Regions from separate parts of the Homo sapiens genome. Here region 1 is linked to region 2. A link is a loop called in an ENCODE intact Hi-C map of the cell type or tissue named here. Cell type or tissue: OCI-LY7. All regions are shown on one strand. Links, peaks and the distances in the headings refer to the core of each region. The heading gives the core; the rest is flanking DNA.

Region 1 (2,912 bases), core at 215-2,714, 70 kb after region 2:
CCAAAGTTCTGGGATCACAGGCATGTGCCACTGCATCCAGCCTCAATTTCCTTTTTCTTTTTTTTTTCAGAGACCAGTCTCCCTGTGTTGCCCAGGCTGCTTTTGAACTCCTGTGCTCAAGCAATCCACCTCCCTCAGCCTCCCAAAGTGCTGAGGTTACAGGCATGAGCCACTGCACACAGCCTCTATTTTTGCTATTATAAACAGTGTTGCACTGAACATCCTTGTAGCTAAATCTTTGCATATATCAACAAGTTATTTCCTTAAGGATACATTCTGACAAGTTACATTGCTGAACTAATTTTAAGACTTTTATTTTAGCATATTGCCAAATTCTACAGGGGTTGGATTTCTGTTAAGGTGAGGTAAAGCATTCCAGGCAAAGCAAATAACATGAGCAAAGGACAGAAGTAGGAAAGTGTAATGCATGTCTGTGGTCAAGAGCAGTGGTACCCAATAGAACTTTCTGCAGTGATGGAGAGTTGAGGGTGGGGACTTCAGGAAAGGCCTCTCTAGGGTCTCAGTTGAGCTGGGACCTAAATGATAAGGAGTCAGACTTGTGAAGAGTTGAGGGAAAAGCCTTCTAGGCAGAAGGAACAGCAAGTGCAAAGGCTGTGAGCATGGCATGTTGGGAACAGGCCATTGAGGCTGGAGCATGAAGGGGCAGGAGAAAAACACGCAGTAACTGCAAGATGGGCAGGGCAGGATCACAGAGGGTCGCCTAGGCTCTGGCAAGTTCTCTTCATCTGTGGGGAACCGAAACAGGCTGACCCAACCCCATGCACCCAGAACATTCCCAGAAAGATCGACAGAGCTCCCTTTAGTCCAGAAACCCTGCAGCGGTTGGAGGAGGCCAAGGCAGCAGCTTGCAACACACGCAGGTTCATCCTTCACTGAGCTCTTACATCAGGTGCCTGCAATAGGGAGGAGGAGTTGAGCCACTTCCCTGTCTCCTCTGTGATGTCTATTTCAAAACTGGTTTATTTTAAAATCTTAGTATTTGTTCCCAGAACTACTGTGACTCCGTCCTCTTGCTCCATAATACTGACGTACATTTCTCAGCCGGCAGCAGTGGCTCATGCCTGTAATTCCAACACTTTGGGAGGCCCACGCGGCAGATCACTTGAGTCTAGAATTTTGAGACCAGCCTGGATAACACAGCAAGACCCTGTCTCTACAAAAAATACAAGAAGTCAGCTGGGCATGGTGACACAAGGCTATAGTCTCAGCTACTCAGGAGGTTGAGGGGGGAGGATTGCTTGAGCCCAGGTGTTCAAGGCTACAGTGAGCTGTGATTGCACCACTGCACTCCAGCTTGGGTGACAAAGACAGACTCTGTCTCTAAAAAAAAGTTAAAAAAAAAAAACAGAGATGCATTTCTCAGCATAAAGAAAAAAACATGTTCAGCAATTCTGAAGTGCCAGGCACTGGATCTAGGGATGCTGTGGCCAGCAAACAGGCCAGGCGCCACTTGCATCGCCCACAGTCAGCCTAGAGAGGAAGTGACAGCCCCCAGTAATCCCATGGGGGGATATAAAAGTATAGGGCATGGGAAGGGCTAAGAAGGGAATGTAGACATGCAGTGAGAGTGCCTAATGCAGCCTTGTCCTAGTATGGGGCTCCAGGGAGGAGGAAGGAAATAAACAGTAATAACAGCCTGGACTCAGTGGCTCACACCTGTAATCCCAGCAATTTGGGGGCCGAGGCCGGATGATTACTTGAGGCCAGGAATAGGAGACTGGGCTATGTAGTGAGGCCTTGTCTCTACAACAAAACTGATTTATTTATTTAGAAGCGGAGCTGTGCGTTGTCACCCAGGCTGGAGTGCAGTGACACCATCTCCGCTCACTGCAACTTCCACTTCCCAGGTTCAAGCGATTCTCCTGCCTCAGCCTCCTGAGTAGCTGTGACTACAGGCGTGGGCCACCATACCCAGCTAATTTTTGTATTTTTAGTAGAGAAGGGATTTCACCATGTTGGCCAGGCTGGTCTCGAACTCCTGACCTCAAGTGATCCACCCACCTAGGTCTCCCAAAGTGCTGAGATTACAGGCATGAGCCACTGCGCCCCACCAAAAAAATTTTTTTAATTAGCCAGCCGTGGCGGCAGTTACCTGTAGTCCCAGCTGCTCAGGATGCTGAGGAGATAGGATACCTTGAGTCTTGAAGTCCAAGGGTACAGTAAGTTATGATCTTGTTACTGCACTCCAGCCTGGGCAACAGAGTGAGACTCTGTCTCTAAAACACAAAATAAAATAAAAATCTTTTTTAAAATAGTAACAATATTAAGAGGAAACCCATAATACATGTGATTCTCACAATATCCCTATGAGGTGGTTTCTATTGCTATTCACATATTACAGATGAGGAAGAGGTCAAGGCTCATGGCCACACACTGGTTAGTGTCAGAGCCAGAATTTGGACTCAGAGAGTCTGGCTCCAGAGCCCATGTGCCAATCCACTCTCCTAAACAGATCAAATGTAACTCTCTGGAGACAGATCCCAGAACAGAGAAGAGTCACCTTCCTGCTTTAATACATGCAGAGTAGGCTTGACTTTACACTTTCTCCTTCCCCAGGCACCCAGAAACTAGTGCATTCTTTCTTTCTTTCTTTCTTTTTGAAATGGAGTTTCACTGTTGTTGCCCAGGCTGGAGTGCAACGATGCGATCTCGGCTCACTGCAACCTTCGCCTCCCGGGTTCAAGCGATTCTCCTGCCTCAGCCTCCCGAGTAGCTGGGATTACAGGCATGCGCCACCACGCCCAGCTAATTTTGTATTTTTAGTAGCAATGGTGTTTCTCCATGTTGGTCAGGCTGGTCTCGAACTCCCAACCTCAGGTGATCTGCCCGCCTCGGCCTCCCAAAGTGCTGGGATTATAGCCGTGAGCCACTGGGCCCGGCCTCAGTGCGTT
Region 2 (2,912 bases), core at 191-2,690:
GCTGGTCTCAAACTCCTGGGCTCAAGTGATCCACCTGCCTCAGCCTCCCAATGTGCTGGGATTACTGGAGTGAGCCACCGCGCCTGACCACCACCTCTTTCTTATCTCTCACATCCTCACTTTCCTCCTTGACCAGCTTGGATTCCAATATTATAATTACTCCTTTGCATGCAGCCTCAACTCTACCTTATGGTTCTCAGCAGCAAAATCTCAACTCTGCACCCACATAGCCAAAAGTGAGGGTAAAAACATGCAACGGTCCTGACTGATCTCGCTTTAAGTTCATGCACACTAACTTGTCCATTCATACTAACACACCCATCCTAGGCAATTACTCCACACTTTCTACAGTCCCTTCTGAACTCCCACACCTCCTCTGCAGCCTCACTCTCAGCCTCGACTTTGCTTCCTATGTCTCTGAGCAAGCAATCAGAGAATTGCTGCCTATATCACCACTTGGATGTCTAATAGGTGACTGCTTCTCAAACTTTAATGTGCAAATAGATCGCTTGGGGTTCATGTTAAAATGCAGATTCTGCTTCAGTAGGTTGAGAGTCTACATTTTTTTCTTTTCTTTTCTTTTCTTTTTTTTTTTTGAGATGGAGTCTCGCTCTGTTGCCCAGGCTGGAGTGCAGTGGTGCGATCTCAGCTCACTGCAACCTCCGTCTCCTGGGTTCAAGAGATTCTCCTGCCTCAGCCTCCCAGGTAGCTGGGATTACAGGCATGCCCCACCACGCCCAGCCAATTTTGTATTTTTAGTAGAGATGTGTTTTCACCATGTTGGTCAGGCTGGTCTCGAACTCCTGACCTCAAGTGATCCACCCACCTCTGCCTCCCAAAGTGCTGGGATTACAGGCATGCACCACCACGCCTGGCCATAGGTGAATTTTTAATGGGATTTTTAAATACTAAGTCTTCAAAATCTGGTATGTATTTGACACAGCATATCTCAATTAGGATGTTACTTTTTCATCAGAAATATAGGATCTGTATTTAGATCAAATCTGAAAAGTGTTTGTAAAATGTACATACTTGAGTGTTTTCCAATAACTGAAATAAGCATCAAGGTTTATTTTATTATTGTTTTATTTTTAGAGTAAAATGAAAGCAAGTTTATTAAGAAAGTAGAGGAATAAAGAATGGCTACTCCATAGACAGAGCAGCCAATGTTTAGATTTAAGTTTAAATGAATTAAAATTACATAAAATTAAAAATTCAGTTTTATAGTTGCACTAACCACATTTTATGTGCTCAGTGGCAAGTGGCTAGTGGCTACCATATGAAACAGCACAGATCTATAGCGCTGGTCATTGACTTAAGGGGGAATTCTGGGGGTCAGGGTCTAGATCGTAATTCATCTTGGCCAGATGCCTAGCCCAGGGCCTGCACTCAGTACTTTCTGCTGCGTTCCATTTACTTTTAACAAGTCAAAAACTGACATCTAGGAAGCGGTTGGAACAAGCCACAATCAGTTCCCAGACATGACCACTAGGGGGCAGAGTCTGACTAGCACTGTTTGGCTAGAAAAAGGGAGCCTTGGCCGACGCAATGGCTCACACCTGTAATTCTGCATTTTAGCCAGGCCCAGGCAGAAGCATGGCTTGAGCCCAGGAGTTCGAAACCAGCCTGTGCAACATAGTGAGACCCATCTCTTTAAAAAAATTAAAACATTAGCTGGGCATGGTTGTGCGTGCCTGTAGTCCCAGCTACTTGGAAGGATGAGGTGGGAGGTTGGCTTGACCCCAGGAGGGTCAGGGCTGCAGTGAGCTGTGATTATGCCACTCCAGCCTGGGCAACAGCCTGAGCTACCATCTGTCTCAAACAAACAAACAAAAACGGGAGAAAAGAAAGGGGCCAGGACTCAACCCCAATACCATTAAGATTTATTTAACAAGCATTTATGAGGGGCCAACTGTGTGCCAGACCTGTGGGGATACAGAAGTAAATAAAATACAGCCCCCGCTTTCTTGGAGTTTACAGTCCAGTAGGGAAGGCAGGACAGATATTAGCAACTCATCTCATAAGCAAAGGTATCTTTACAAACTGTAATACATGCACTTAAGGAAAGCTGACTCAGTGCCCTAAAAGAGTGGCACCCAAGGCAGGGAGCTGTGGCTCACGCCTGTAATCCCAGCACTTTGGGAGGCCGAGGCAGGCAGATCACCAGGTCAGGAGATCGAGACCATCCTGGCTAACACGGTGAAACCTGTCTCTACTAAAAATACAAAAAATTAGCCAGGCATGGTGGTGCGCACATGTAGTCCCAGCTACTCGGGAGGCTGAGGCAGGAGAATCACTTGAACCCAGGAGGCAGAGGTTGCAGTGAGCTGAGATAGCGCCACTGCACTCCAGCCTGAGCAACAGAGTGAGACTGCATCTCAAAAAACAAAAACAAAAGAGTGGCACCCAGGCACCTCTTATGTTGGCAGAAGGTGGCATGAAAGAGTAGCTACAGAGGGGATGGGCCGTGGGGGGTGGTGGACAATGGTGCTGTGACCCTTCTAAGCAGAAGGATCAAGCTATGTGAAGGTGTGGAGACACCCCTGAAGCTGAAAGAGCTTGGCATGTTCCAGAAACTTCCAGGAGAGTGGTGTGGCTGGAGAGTGGTGGGCACTGGGGCATGGCCCAAGAGGAGACTGGGGAGGTGGCAGGGGCCAGGTCTACAGAGTCTCAGGGCCTCTTTAAGGACTTCAAATTTCAGCCTAAAGATATCAATGAAAACATTCAAACTCTGTAAAATATTTGAAGAAATTTATTCTGAACCAAATATGAGCGACTATGGCCCTTGACACAGCCCTCAGGAGACCCTGAGAACACGTGGCCCAAGGTAGTCAGGGCGGGGGGACAGGGGCGCAGAATGTATGTGTGTGTTGAAGGGAGCTTCCAGGTTATAGGTAGATTTAAAAATTTTC

What was found. Hi-C counts contacts between places; a loop is a spot of excess contacts. Peaks named below come from ENCODE experiments on the same cell type or tissue, not always from the same donor. Only the 100,000 strongest peaks of a DNase experiment are listed, where the experiment ranks them.
Region 1: a loop joins it to region 2, with 4 times the contacts of the local background. A loop is called at or near these places in 9 of 110 quality-filtered maps.

Annotation. Positions count from the first base shown.
Region 1 is chr2:218,369,744-218,372,655 of GRCh38, forward strand. No RefSeq gene overlaps it. Among named protein-coding and RNA genes, the nearest start is that of CATIP-AS1, 3.3 kb to the left of the region's middle. In OCI-LY7, for the core only: no CTCF peak of the experiment used is centred there; DNase peaks (open chromatin) are centred at 908 and 1,248; H3K4me3 peaks cover 1,544 bases; H3K27ac peaks cover 2,500 bases.
Region 2 is chr2:218,299,968-218,302,879 of GRCh38, forward strand. The region is part of intron 2 of PNKD (PNKD metallo-beta-lactamase domain containing); the gene reads left to right. Among named protein-coding and RNA genes, the nearest start is that of TMBIM1, 8.9 kb to the left of the region's middle. In OCI-LY7, for the core only: CTCF peaks have their summits at 1,491 (motif pointing right) and 1,690; a DNase peak (open chromatin) is centred at 1,514.